Linked DNA regions of Homo sapiens: region 2 is linked to region 1. Evidence: chromatin loops called from intact Hi-C (ENCODE). Cell type or tissue: Calu3. All regions are shown on one strand.

Region 1 (8,000 bases):
ATTTTAGAAAGTTTTGTTGTTCTATTATTGGTGTTTATCTTCCAACGTGAATACATGATGGAATTGTCTGAAAGAATGAAGCCTTTGATTTTTCATTTTGCTTAGTAGATTTAATGATATACGAAACTATTGAATTATAAATGAAATTATAAAATCTTCAATTTTAGGATGACTAGGGATTTGATCTAACTCGTTTTCCAAGTGAGAAAATAGAAGCCAAATGTTATTCAATATAGGTTTATTTGTTTATTAATATTTTCTGGGTCTCTATTATGGGTCAGGCACTGTTCCAGGCACCAAGGATATGTTGATGAAGAAGACATTATAGTCACTGTGAGATGGACTTAAAAAGATAAGGAAGTTGGTTCTACTCCTGTTCTCTTCTTTGGCGACACTTAATACCCAAAGAAAATTTCTACTATCCATCAACTAGGATAAGGAGACATTTTAGTAATGATTTGTGAATTATGTTACTGTACATCAGGAATGGTTTTCAAAATATGTAACACCTGGTATGATGTAGATGCCAACTCATCGGAACAGACTCTGGTTATAAAAGCAGATCGGTTCGTTCCTACCAGTGCAAGCCAGCTTAATATCTCTTGTGGTACAGTTCAAAGACATCTCCCAGGTACTAGTTATTTTCCATTTTGGTATCCATGGGTGGTTACTTAGCATAACTATTTCAGTCTCATGCCATGTTTTCAGAAATGGGATCCAGGTAGTCTATTGAGCACAGTTTTTTTGTCTTTCCTCTTATCCTACATTCCATGAAATAATATAAAATGTAGCTTTAAAAAGATGATTCATAATTACTGAGAGAAAATTAGAAAAATTCCCATAAGTAGATTAAAAAATTTGAAAAACGGAAAACGAGTAGAATTGGAAGGATGGAGAAAAATACAGCTTGAAACACACAGAGCAGAAGATACAGAAAGTACATCTATTGTTTGATTCATTCATTTTATGCAATATAATAAAGGCTTTTTAAAAAAAATACACACACACACCCATATATATAAACAATTATCCCCTGAATAATATGGGCGTTAGAGGCACTGATCCCCATGCAGTCGAAAATCCACATGTACCTTTTGACTCCCTCAACACTTATCAACTAATAACCTACTGTTGACTGGAAGCCTCACTGATAACATAAACAGCTGATGAACATTTATTTTATATGTTATATGCATTATACACTGTATTGTTACAATAAGCTAGAGAAAACGTTATTTAAAAAATTATAAAGAAAGATAAAATATATTTACTATTCATTAAGTGGAAGTGGATCATCATAAAGGTTTTCATCCTTGTTGTCTTCGCGCTGAGTAGGCTGAGAAGGAAGGGGAAGAGGAAGGGTGTCTCAGGGGTGGCAGAGACAGAAAAAACCGGCATACACATGAGCCCGCGTAGTTTAAGCACATGTAGTCCAAGGGCTTATTGTGTATCTGCAACAATCAGATATCTCTGACAGATGAACCTGATAAAGTCACACTATTTAGAGTATGATACCATTTATGTTAAAAACAAAATACTATATATGTGTGCATAAACCTACAGAAAATTTCCTAGAGAGGAACAACTCTGGAGAGTGGTATGAGATCACGGAGGAGTAAATAGGATTTATGCCTTTTACGTTTTACACTTGTGTTTTTGAAATATTATAGAAATATATTTGTATATTGATTGTTTAAAGAAAAAAAGACTAGAAGGAAAAGGAGACATTCACGTAACTAATTTGAATAAATGGAAGCATATGGATGTCAATAGTAACCGTGTGTGTGTGCGCATGTGTGTGTATGTGTATACATACATTACCAAGGTGCTTTAAATGCTCACCGTGGTAGAATTTTTTCTAATTCTTAATGCGCATAGGAATCAATATGAATATTTTCCTTAATATAGATACTTCAGTAGTCATCCAGTGCATTAATCTTCATTCTGCTTCATCTTTGAAAACACTAGTAATTTATCTGTATTGGTAACTTAACTAAGAGGTCAAATATCCTTCTATGGAATAGAAATGTGGAAAACAATGAACATATGAGTTGAGTGGTCCATCCTCGTCACAGAATCTCTTTATGTACTCACTTCTGTTTTCCTGTCTGACATACGTATGTCTTGATTTATTTGCTTTTTATGCCCTAAAGCCCATTTTACATGACATGCTGGTAACTTGTCATTCATTTGGAATTTGGAATGGTTATTCAACAGATGTCTTAAAGTTTCAGAAGAGCCCAGTAGAATTTTTAGTCATAATTGAGTCTGTGTAAATAACTCCCTCTGACTAGACTAGAGGTTAACTGTTGCGGAATATTGAAGTCTTCAAGACTTCATGAAAGCAGTGTATCAAACAGAACTGTTTGTTTTGTGGTCTTTTAGAATAGCAAGCCACAGCATTATTTAAGAATAATTATTAACAAAAAGCCATTGGGAAGAAAAATAGGGAAATGTATAAAACTTTTTAATGCAATGAGTTTTGGATTAAAATAGAAGTACACTAAGAAATAATGAGAAGAGAAAATTGTACATGTAGAAATGCTTTAAAAATGTGAAGTATTGCATAATTACATTATTTTGATAAAATAAATTAGACTGGGAATGTAAGTAAACAGGCTAGGGATTTGTGAACTTTATAAGTCTTAAATCTTTCTAATAGCATTTAAAAATGTACGCAACATCACTGTTCATCAGAGAAATGCCAATCAAAACTACAGTGAGATATTATCTCACCCTAATTAGAATGTCTTATATTCAAAAGACAGGCAATAACAAATGCTTGAGAGGATGTGGAGAAAAGGGACCCCTCCACATTGGGACCACTGCTGTTGAGAATGTAATTAATTACAACCACTATGGAGTACAGTTTGGAGGTTCCTCAAAAAAACTAAAAATGGAGCTGCCATATGATACAGCAATTCCAGTGCTTGATATATACCCAGAAGAAAAAGAAATCAGTGTGCCGAAGCAATATCTGCACTCCTGTGTTTGTTGCAGCACTGTTCACAATAGGTAAGATTTGGAGACAGCCTAAATGTCCATCCACAGATGTATGGATATATTTTTGTTTTATTCTTAATATATTAAAATAGATCAGGAAACATTCATTTGGAAAAGTGGTTTCATTCCTGACAGATATTATTGAAGTGGTGGTAATGTTTGTTTATTTAATAATTCAAGAGACGATGAGTTTAGCATGCTAGTCTATCTTCACTGAAATTTGGTTGACTCAAAATCTGAATACTCTCTTTTGAAAATTAGAAGTTTCTGCCTGTTTAACAATACAAAACACAAATAATCAACTGAAAGAATTATTTTAGAAGATATAATGGATGATCCTCTAGTCAATATTGGATAACAAAATAAGGATGTAATGTAACCATTACATTTTGTAATGGTTAATGAATTATTCTGTGATTAATTACAAAATAATTTTGAAAGACATTTTAACACTGGTTTAAAGTCACTAAATCTGGGATCGTGATGTGAAATGACAGAATAATTCTGCATCTACTGAAGACAATTTATATATGATAAAGCTCAATAACTGCTAAGTGAGAACTGGACAAATTAAATGATAGTTTTCTTCTGATAATTAATGTTTGGAGAATTGATTAATTTTAAATAGTGCATATTTGCAAGATGAGATTATCCTATTTTATTAAATTATTTTCGTCTGTATTTACATAGTTTTTGTATCTTACAAATCTTGCCAAATTGTGACATCACAGCTCCACCTTGTGGTCAAAATAGTTAGCTAAATTTAAAGCAAATGCAAGAGCTTTATAAAATCATGCTATCAAATTTTTTCCCAAAGGCTAATACTAATAAAATGATAAATATTGGATGCTTTTATTCAGGAATTATTTATATATTTTTAAGTATGATACAATACAACATTTTAAAAGGAAGAATTGTGACACCTTATTCTGAAATAAGGAGTAGCTAGCATATTTCTAGTTAATACTGTTGAAGTGATTTGTTTTCTGTTTTTATCTAATTTGTAAACTGCTAATCTATGTTCAATAGAGAATATTTACTTGGATTAATAATAAAATAAGCATAAGAGTAGTCAGATTCGACTACAACTGATAAAGCAATTTGTTTAGAGTAGATAAAATTACTTAATTTACATAATATTAAAACAACAGCTCCATAGGGTCCTATTGTAAAAACAAAATTTTAAAAATTGTTCTTTGTTAGGAAAAGGTCAATAGTAATTTTTCTTTATTATCAGTACGGAACTGGTAAGTGCAACAATGAGGACAAGAGTCTTGTAGTAAAATTTGGGTGATTCAGATACTGTGAAAGTTACAATCCTTGTTTTGACTTTTTGAAGATTAACAAAATTTATTCCTGCTGAAGTTATGCACTAAATTAGTTCTAATTTACTCCAGCTGTTGCACATTTACTTACTGACCACACAGCCACGCTGATCACCCTTTTCTTCCTTTGGGTCACTTAGTGTCTTGGCTGCTGGATGAAATCAAGGGGATCTTCAGCTAATGCTAGAGTGGCATCATTGATTTTCATATTGTCTCAGACAGCTTTCCCATTGACCTATGAGCCAAGAGGAGAGGGAATTTTAAAAATATGTGTTTTTGAAACGATTTTGTGCCTGTGATAGCAAGTCGACAAAGATGGTCCTCAATGAACCATGCCTCCCAGTACTCATACCATTGTGAACCCAGGTGGGTCCTTTGTAACCAATAGAATGCAGTAGAAGTGACTGCCTAATTTCCACATTGAGTTATGAGAAGCTTTGTGGTTTTGAGCTCTTGGAACATTTACTGTTAGGGCATTCTCTGTAGAATCCAGGTACCATGCTGTGCCCATGCCACATGGCAAGGCCATGTGCAAGCACTGTGGCCAACAGCTGAAACCAAGCTCCTGCATCAACTTCTACCACATGAGTGAATTATTTGGACATCAGTCCCAGACAAATCCCAGTTCAGATGAATATAGCTCCTGTCAACATCTGCCTGCAACCACATGTGAGACCCCTCAGCCAAGAAACACCCAGCTGAGCTAAGCAAACCCATACAGAACTATAAAAGATGATAATTTATTGAGTCACTAAGTTTCCACATGGTTTGTTACACAAAAATGGATAACTGAAACAGGATTAATTGCCTATAATGTATCTCTAATAGGCTTTCCTTCTCAGAGCACTTTGCATACTGGATTGTTACTTACCTTTCATTCTCCTCAATAAGGCCGTGGGCTCCTTGAGGGCAAGGACTGGGTCTTATTCCACCTTTTCAGTTTTAGCATATAGTCTGGCATATAGTAGGTATTTGTGTGTTAACTGGAAGTTGGTTTTATATCTGAAATTTTATTGTATTTGAATCAAAATGATCCCTGAGGGGGAATAGGTGTTTTGAATTTAAGAGGTAGCCAAAAAATAAACCTATGTGTACTGTAGTTGTGTGAAGTAAAGATGTGTGAAATATTGTACAGTTTGTCCCTGAATAAAGGAATATGTAGGTGGCCTCAAGTTGGATACAGTGATGCACTAAGACAGTATAAAAGGAAACTGCTATCACTGTTATCCTCAGCATTCTGGGCCAAAGGACTGAGAGAGGGAGGGTTCAGTTTATGAGTAATTTGCTTAGTGTATGCTTACTGTGTGTATTTGTATTAAACATTCAATAAGTGTTTCAAATTGAATTTACTTTTATACATCTTAAAGCAGTTTTCTAAAAGGTGCTTTAAAAAGTGTTATTTTATATAGTGACTACAAATTCTATATCTTATCCTCTAAGTTTAAACTAGAAAATAGTTCTAAAATAGAAATATGTGAAGACAGTGGATTTTCAAATGCCAAGGAAAGTGTAGCTTTGATATGTACTGACTCTGGAACTAGTGTTGTTACCCCAGTTACAGATTCGATTGCCCATTGGGTGTGGCCTTTCTTGGTTTTGACCAAATGTCATTTTAACATCTATTCAGTCTGGTCTTAAAAATGTGATAAATAATGGAATGAAAACTTTATAATTTCAGAATTATGGACCTGTAGGACTCTGTTCAAAATATGAATTATTTAGGAAAGTTATAACTGTGATGATGTCAGAAAAAATAGAACTTAGAACCTCTCTTGAGGTTCTTGTGAAGTCCTATTTTTTAATCAATATAGAGGAGCTATTTTTAAAATTGGTAAGTGAATTGCCCAATCTGAGATATTTAAAAGGTACCAAAGAGCAAATTTAAGTGCATAAAGTAATAAGAATTAAGAGGGAGCAATGAGATTCAGGAGTTATGATTAATTATATTTCAAGTAGGTATGTGGAGAATGAACATAAACACATCTAACTTGCCATCTAACTTGCCATTGATTAGAGGGGTTTCATCTAATTTGGGACATTTGTTTTGACATTAAATTTTCTAATCTATTATTTTTGGACAGAATATCATCTACACTGTATTCTAGACAGTTTCATCCTCCAATAGATTTTCTTGCAAATTTTTAATCCAATGTTACATTATTTTTTTAAGTTCTAAAATGAAGACAGAACAAGAATTACAGAACATGTACTTGTCTGTATTACATAATTAATTAGTGTCCTCTCTCAGATGCTTGTAGCCCTGAATCTTAATCTTCATTGAGGGTTTACTTTTGTTGACAGTTACATGTATAGCTAGCTGAATATACGTGGGCTTCCCAGATTTCCTACCTACCAATAGTTAGGTGGGATTATGGAACTGCTTTTGGCCAGTGGCCAATGAATGGAAGTTATGTGGATTACTTGCAAAGCCACACATTTATGAGCCCGTTTTAGAGACCTTGAAGCATATGTATTGAGATGCCTGGATCTCTGAATCACTATTTGGAAGTAAGTTGTCCTTAATAGCTGCTAGGACCACAACAGATTTATACGAGAGAGAAATGAAGTTTTCTATGTTAAGCCACTGAAGTTTCAAGGCTTGCAAGACCGCTTATTTTAACCTGACTAAAACAACAATCACATGTGTGAGAAAAAGATATACACTTTATTAGGAGAAGATGAATTTAGGTTTATGTTGATTTACAAATAATAAAAATCTAGAGTTATCTTAGGATTTTGTGATTTAATTTGTGTCATCGAACAATAGAATCTGAGGACTGGAAGTAGTGTTAAAAGCTATATAGTCCAAAGTCTGTCCTACCTCTACCCTAAACAAATCATCTTTCAGGCTTTCCTGGTTGTTGATCACCCAGGTTTACTTGAAAACTTCATTTAGTGAATGTTCATGAGTATCTGTTACAAGCCCATGTACCTGAAATTACAAACATGATTTAGATATCAACCCTGCATTACAATCTGGTGACAGGCAATTTACTGCATTCTAACACAGAAACAGCAAAGCTTTTCTCATAACTGTAATGAAGACTGTCTTTTGTAACTTCTTTGTAAAGTTTATGTGGGTACACTTGGAAATTATATGAAAAACCTAATACCTTTTAATATGGGTTTATAAAATATTTAACAGCCGTAATCACAACAGTTGCCTCCCACCTACCACCCCTCTATGCCTCACCTTATTACCTTTTCCACATTTAAAAATACCAGATTCTTCACTAGTCTTTGTCTGACCACCCTCACTGCTCCTCCCAGCTGACTGGCTTGCTGATTTTACAAAGTCCTAGTATCAGTATCACTCTCCTCTACATTTGGAATGGTTTATCAACATAGCTGTGGAAGGGTGGTGGCCAGATCTGAACTTAATATGCTAGGTAGTACTAGGTATAAGTGGTATAGAAGCAAAGAGAAGACTCATTCATATTTTGTATTTTTTGCTAATAAAATTAAGTATCAAATTACTTTTGGTGAGGGATGGGCAACTGTATTGTACTGCTGATAATTTGCAGTCAGGAAAAATTTTGTTTTCCTTCTCATAACAACACTGTTAAGCCATGATTCAGTTTACTTTCACATTTTTCTTGAGCCAAGTATAGAATGCTATTAAATTAAATTTTATTGGTTTTAAATTATAATTTTAGCCTGTTTCAATCTTTG
Region 2 (8,000 bases), 580 kb before region 1:
CAGAAGGCATGTAATCAAAAAGATAAATGTTTTTTACTTGACTCAGATACTCAGCAACAGTTGCGTATGGTGCCTGAACCATGAATTTACGGGTCACTTTTACAAAAGGAGCAAAGTTGGGTGGGTGGGTGGTTATATAAAACTGTTTTCAGTAACACTGACATGTATATTAATGGCTAGCAATGTATTTCTAGTTTAGATCCTAAATACAAATCTTAATTTCTAATTTTACTAATTATACACTAGCATTCATTTCCCAAGGTTAAATAAAGACTAAATTGAAGGTCACATGGAAAACTAAGAAGAGTCACTTTTTTTAACTTTTTAAAAATTTTTTATTATTTTGTTTTGTTTTGTTTTTTGAGACAGAGTCTTACTCTGTTGCCCAGGCTAGAGTGCAGCGATGTCATCTTGGCTCACTGCAACCTCCGCCTTCCGGGTTCATTCAATTCTCCTGCCTCAGCCTCCTGAGTAGCTGGAATTACAGGTGCCCACCACCACACCTGGCTAATTTGTGTATTTTTGGTAGATATGGAGTTTCGCCATGTCAGCCAGGCTAGTCTCAAACTCCTGACCTCGAGTGGTCTTCCCACCTAGGCCTCCCAAAGTGCTAGGATTACAGGCATGAGCCACTATGCCTGGCTAAGAATGCCAACAACCAGGTTATTAAGGATTTGAACTTAGCATATCATTAGAAGAGACTAAATTTCAAAACAAATTCAATATCACATGCTAATAAAACTCCTATTTATCATTCATTCCAATCAGTTAATGATCAGATGGCATCAATACGTCAATATTATTTATACTTCCCAGATTTCTTAATAAGTATGCAGGAAAGAACACCCAGAATTATGACAAGTCCACAAAAATCTAACAATGCATTATTATATTTTAAGAGGCTTATCCCTTTAGGTTTATGTTTTCACTAAAATTACATTAACTTTTACATAGGAGAAAAATAATTTCAAAAACACTAGAAAATTCAAGCTGTTTTAGCTTATTAATTTGGTAAAACAATAATAAACCCTACAAAATTGTTGTTTAAAATGATGCTCCTTTGACTGATATTAAAATGCTTTTGTATAATATTTCAGAGAAGAGTACCTGAGATTTAGGATGTAGGACATTTTCAATCTCGTTCGAATTTCACTTTCAATGTCTGCCTTAAAAAAAAAAACAAATGGTTGCTAATGTCATAATGACGTTTAAACTCTGCTATATATTGAACACAGTGTCGGGAGTACTCGTAAATGCTTTGCATACAGTATCTGACTTAATCCCCGTAACAACCAAATAAAACAAATATTTTGTATCCCAATTTGTCAGATGAAGACTGTGGCTCAAAGACCTTAAGTAATTTGTACTAATTAGTGGCTGAGATGGAATTACAAACAATGTCTCTCTGTCTTCAGTTATAATCCGTTATGCTGCTACAATATAATATCTACTTAAAGCCTACTCCAAGCTGGCTTTGGTTGAAATTGAGTCACATAACTTTCCCTAAAAAGACACAGTCTTTCCATTGGCCAGGCGTAAATCACTGCCTACCTCCAGAGTTGGAATGGAATCAACACCACCAGAACTGCAAGGGGCTCAGAAAGAAAAATACGTGATTCCTTCTAAAGCAGCACTGTCTAGTAGAAATATAATGTGAGCTGCATATGTAATTTTAAATATTTTAGTAGCCACGTCAAAAAGGCAAGAAGAATTAGGTAAAATTAATAAATTAATTAAAATATATTTTGGCCAGGCGCGTTGGCTCACGCCTGTAATCCCAGCACTTTGGGAGGCCGAGGCGGGCAGATCACAAGGTCAGGAGAAGGAGATCATCCTGGCTAACACGGTGAAACCCCATCTCTACTAAAAATACAAAAAATTAGCTGGGCGTGCTGGCGGGCACCTGTAGTCCCAGCTACTCGGGAGGCTGAGGCAGGAGAATGGTGTGAACCAGGGAAGCGGAGCTGGCAGTGAGCTGAGATTGTGCCACTGCACTCTAGCCTGGGCGACAGAGCGAGACTCCGTCTCGAAAAGAAAAAAAAAAAAAAATTATATATATATATATATATATATATATATATATATATATATATATATATTTTATGTAACCCAGTATATCCAAAATAGTATCTTTTCAATCTTTTTAATATAGATAATTATTAATAAATGAGATATTTTGCATTTTCTTTATATTTAAAGTAAGTTTTCAAAATTCAGTGTATATACACTTTCGTCACATCATAATTCAATTAGAAATTCTGTTCCTCAATTGCACCTTATGTCAACTGTTTAATGTCATATGTGCCTAGTGGCCACAATATTGGACAGCAGAACTCTGGAGTCTGGAAGGCACTTGAAATGTAATGTTATCGGAAGAAAAATAAACGCCATTAGTTCACAAGACAACACACTATGGCTTCCTAAATGGTTTCCCTGTTTTCTGTCTTTGAACATTCTGATCATATCAGTAAGACCAACCATATGACCAACAAGTTAAGCAATACAGACTATAATTTAAATCTTTTTATCAGTTTGTCTCAATTTAGTTTTCAACTTAGTGTCTAAGTTCTGACCCAGCCTGAGAGTTTTCATTACTGCACTGCCGCATGTTGCTTAGTCAACCCTGCAGGACTGGGTGTCATTTGGAAGGGGTGATATTCTCCCAGGGAACATTTAGAAACTTGCGGGGGCATTTTTACTGACTTGCTGACTTGAGTTTGCTATTGTCATTTAATGGGCAAGGAACAGAGATGCTAAATATCCTGTCAAGGATAGGAAAACCTTTTTTTTTTTTTTTTTTTTTTTTCAGTGGAGTCTTGCTCTGTCGCCAGGCTGGAGTGCTGGAGTGCAGTTGCATGATCTCCACTCACTGCAACCTCTGCCTCATGGGTTCAAGCGATTCTCCTGCCTCAGCCTCCCGAGTAGCTGGGACTGCAAGCACATGCCACCACGCCTGGCTAATTTTTGTAGAGACAGGGTTTCACCATGTTGGCCAGGATGGTCTCCATCTCTTGACCTTGTGATCTGCCCACCTCAGCCTCCCAAATGCTGGGATTACAGGTGTGAGCCACAGCGCCCGGCCCAAGAAGACATTTTCTAACCAAAATGCCAATAGTTGCTCCAGCTAAGAAATACGCGAGCTCTCCAGAAAAAGGAAAAAGAGCCAAGATGTGTACAGTTTGCTAATTTTCATGGTGTAAATTCTCGCATTATGGCTAATTTCAGGCAACCAACCTGAAATTTTTTAAAAATGGATATAAAGTATTTTTAAAAATTCCTTTTTTTGGTGTAAAATTAGGGCTCCTAATGCCAAAAAACATGTTTGAAAAATATATTATAGTCACTTTTACTTAAATCATTAAAAAGTTAGCATATATAACAAATTCATAGTAAAGATTAACTTTATCTGATAAGGGAACTGCGAGCTGGAAAAAAATTAAAAGTTGACTTTAGAATATTATTTAATGTTTTATTTTTTATGAAGAGATAAAGAGAGTACAATAATGTAATAGTTACGTGTGCATATATATATATACATTATGTGTGTATATATACAATTTTAACAAAAATTTAAAAGCACTGACAACTGTGATTCTATTTGAGAGGGAGACAGAAATTATAATCTCACATGGGAGTTGTATTATCCTTAGTTTACTTGTATCTACTTGAAGAAACAGGGAAAACATGCTTCCCATTGAAATACATATATTTTTCTATCCCAAACTGTCAATTTTGAACTTAAATATTTAACTTATAAATTACTATTTTATCCTATATTCTTTCTGAACCTTAAATCCCATATAAACTTTGAAAATATAAAATATCCAAATACCCTACATTGAAAGAACTTCTTAGTTGATTTAAGAAAATCATGTAACTTTGAAAAAATTTTTGTTTTAATACTTTGTATCCTTGTTGTCTAAAGATTTCAAACTTTTAAAAGGCCAGGTACATAGTTTCATGATTTTAACCTAAAATTGAAGTATAACTCTACATTTTTGCATTCATGGTAATATATAATGAAAAAGATTAATGAAAAACACTTGAAAAGGTAAAATTTCTGAATTTAATGAGAAACCAAGCCAACGTATATTTGGAAACTATTATCTCTGGATTAAATATAAGTTTATTGGATATTTATATCAATTTAGAAATACATACATGTATTGAAATACTAATAAACTGGCATAGAATTTTTTCTCTAAGAAATTACATCTCCCAAGTATGTATAAGGAGGCTGATATTTATTGCCAGTACTGTCATAATAAAACAAATGTGCTTTTCATTTTAGGGAAGCATTGTTATCAAGAAAAAAATAAACAGGGCTTATACTATGAAAAATACTTTCATAGAGAAACCAAAAACATGACATCATATCGCCCCCTATTGTTTATAATGGGGTATGCATCAGAAATAGTTTCCAAATTGTATACAAATAAATGGACATTTTGGTAACTAGTGGTGACTTTCAGAGTAGACACAAACATTAAAAAAAAAAAAAAGAAACTGGGTTCTTAAGAGGGCACTTCCAAAGAGTTTAAGATTTACAACTTGAATAATTTGCCCACTGAAAAGGAAAATTTCTAAGAGCTCCAGAAGATACAAAGTAAAACCCAATTGAGTGACAGTAACAGAAAATTTAATTTAATGTGTATTTTGAATTAATATGCTTAAATATTTTCTATCTTATGAAAATAATTACCCCAACAGACACCATACATGCCCATATAAAATGGGTATCATATAACATAACCCAAACATTCAAGCACCATATAAAAATACCCCAAAATACAATCTCTCCCAGAGGAAAGCAGGTGTGATAGACGGACTAGCCACATGATGGCAATATTTCACCATGTAGATGCAGATAAACCAGCATTTGAGAGTGAGAATCTCCTTGAGTTAAAGAAAGTGCTTAAAATATGAAGTAAATAAAGGTCTATCTTCTGAAGTAAATATTACCTAAACCCCTACCAACTATCTCCATTTTAGTATGAATCAATATGCCCTTTACAATTTTATTTGGTGGCTATGTTAATTTTCACATATAATCTACTCTACATGCAATGCATACATTATTTCAACCTTTTAAAACATTCTATTAAATTTAAATTTTCAATATGTGAGGAATATGATGACCCTCCCCCTCAGAACAGTTATGTATTATTGAATACTATGTTGCAGACCTGAGCTACCTCCCTAATCTATTCCAAACCTAAGGCCTCTCCCTCAATCAGTCCCCCAAACCCCTTCCTAGTAGGAGAACCCGACACACACCTTCTGGACTCCACAGCTGTTCCTGCCATCCAAATGGCAAATAGCCCTAGGGTTTGTGGGAATCTGATTATCCTTTAATGGAAATGCCTAGAGTGGGGAAATAAGACATTCTCATTCTCCTGACAGCTGGGCCCAAAGTGGCTTTCTAAGAGAATCTTCAATTGTCTATGATATTGATGACAATTAAACAATTGGGTCCACAACATTTGAAAGAACCAAGAGGTAATATTTGATTAATTACTGTGATAAAGATAAAAGCAAGTGACTATTTTTCTACCATGTAATATCTTCATGTTATATCTGTAACTTTATATGTAGTGAAAGTTAACTCATTTTCTGAAGTATTCTCATATATGCACTATTTATTCATTCACTGACTTATAAGGTGATAAGGGTGATAACTTCTCTACATATTAGCATACAATCCAGATCAAAGATGCTATCTTCTTAGAAATTAACTTATGTCATTGTATCATTCTGCGATCAGAGGGCAAGGTCTCAGCCCTCTCACATATGGGTACCCTGCATCATGAGGAAATTCATTCAAGACAAATTCTAAGTTCTTTTTACAAACCCACCACTACTGAAAGAGAAAGCCTCACACCACATTTCAAAAACTAACCAATAGCAATATTTTGGCTAAAAAAAAAACATGTTCCATCATTCAGAAATCAGTTGGAAAGCAATGAGTATAAAATACACACACACACACACACACACACACACACACAAATACATAAAATTAGGACTACATTACAGTTTGCATGACTAACGTTCAAGAGGACGTAATAATAAATATGCATTTCAAGGAAATCAGTTAGACATGAAAAATGATTAACCACATAACAAGTAACAGGTACTCTGAACATCATAGTCATATATATAGATGTGTGTGTTTGTGTGTGTGTATAAATATATATATTTGATATTACAGAGCAAAGATGAAAGAAAATATACTGAGTTATTCATAAACATTTTTGTACACTGATTCCACTTGTACTCAAGATCCCAAAACCTGTGCACCCCCAAAGCAGATGAAGCCGTTATAGTACAGAAATTCAAACTTGATAGAATACTGCTATATATATTTACAAAATAAAGATATATTTTCTTGTTTCACTGATGTTACAGAATATTTCTAAAAATACATTTATTTCATAAGAAAAAAATGTGTCATTAGAAATTTTCTTTTAATTTACAGCTAACCAAGAATTTTAGGATGCTTGATCAGTGTTGTTCCATAGATCAGTGATCTGAGGAATCATTAGTAACCGTAATTTACACGCAGGACGACTGAGATGTAAAAAAGCCAAGGAGTAAGTTGTGTCCTGCTGACTTGTTGTAGAGAGAAGAGGGGAAAAGGATTGTAAAAATTTTGTACAGGGGAATTTTGTTTCTTGGCAATAAGAAGCTCATACACACAAACATGGGTATTCTCATCCTTTACTAATAATATATATGGGTATAGAAATAATTATGGATTAAATTATTTCATTTACCATTTAACTGTAAAAGATGAAATGTTAATGACAAGTTACTAGCAAAGTATTTTATACTATTTATATCTTATAAAAATAGTTATTACTTGCATCTTTAATTTTATTCCACAGAACTTCTCTGAAATATCAAAACAAATGTTTTTGTCCTCATAGCACATTCTTCTTCCCACTAGGTGGCTCTGTTCTGAAAATTTCTCCTCTTAATTTTAAAATTATGAATATTTATAGTTTCTGTTTTTAATTGTATAGATACTTTTTATTAAACACACATTTACATTGTGCTAGGCACTTAACTAAATGCTTTATTAGTGTATCTAAAGAAAAAGCAAAAAAAAGTAAGTAAAAAATAATTTAAGTATTTATTTTAGTGTAATAAATATTAGCTACCTGTTCTTGGACACTTACATATCAGGGATCCGAACTTTTGCCCTAATTATAGATCTGTTAGGATAATTTCAGCTACATTTTACACAGAAGTCAGTTCAAAATGGCCTAAACAAAAAGGAAATTTGGGGCCTATATATTAGATAGTCTAGGGTTGAATAATCTGTCTGTTCTACTCTGTCATTAAGTACCAGCTCTTTTGGTGTCACCATTCTGCCATTAGCAGCTTCAGTTTAAGGCAGTTCCAAGCCGCATGGCTTTAAGATAGTTACCAGCACCAACCAAAGCCACATATTTTCTTGTTCCTAACTAGTTCAAGAGAAAGAAAACACCTCTGCCCTAACAACACACCAAAATTTCATTCTATTGGACTAACTTGGCCAATTTGGTTATATGCCCAGTAATGTCACCAGGGGAATGCAATGCACTGGCTGCCATATACCTAAGTTTCTGAAAACTGACAAGAGGAGCAGGAATTTCAGGATTTCCTGGGAACCCTCAAGTATCTCCTGTTGGATTTGGGGACAATTTGGTAAGTCGCATGACACCTACATGTATGTGAGGAATGCACAGATGTTGGGAAGTCAACCACAATCTCAACTCCCTCACTGAATAAATACACCATCCAACCTAAATTACTTAACATTCATACCTAATATTTACCATCCCAACTCTGAGTCAATATGTTTTTGTTTCGTTTTAAAAAGACTTCCCTTTGAAGTCTTTTGAGGGTTTGTTTTTTTCCGCAACAAAAAGTTACCTTCAACTCCTGAGCATACTTTTTTATAATATAGACATAGCTAAAATCCACATCCCTTTGAAAAAATGAACATGAAGAAA

What was found. Peaks named below come from ENCODE experiments on the same cell type or tissue, not always from the same donor. Only the 100,000 strongest peaks of a DNase experiment are listed, where the experiment ranks them.
Region 2: it touches region 1 in a loop (2.2-fold over the local background); 12 of 110 quality-filtered maps call a loop at or near these places.

The regions. Positions count from the first base shown.
Region 1 is chr3:146,061,450-146,069,449 of GRCh38, reverse strand. It overlaps PLOD2 (procollagen-lysine,2-oxoglutarate 5-dioxygenase 2), which reads left to right. Exons shown (of 20, transcript NM_182943.3): 20 at 1-10. It overlaps LNCSRLR (lncRNA sorafenib resistance in renal cell carcinoma associated), which reads left to right and starts at 265. Exons shown (of 2, transcript NR_146297.1): 1 at 265-631; 2 at 2,765-3,106. In Calu3, a CTCF peak has its summit at 3,774 (motif pointing left); a DNase peak (open chromatin) is centred at 3,739.
Region 2 is chr3:146,637,869-146,645,868 of GRCh38, reverse strand. No RefSeq gene overlaps it. Among named protein-coding and RNA genes, the nearest start is that of PLSCR5, 37 kb to the right of the region's middle. In Calu3, CTCF peaks have their summits at 4,436, 4,784, 6,770, 6,976 (motif pointing right) and 1 weaker place; DNase peaks (open chromatin) are centred at 4,403 and 4,828.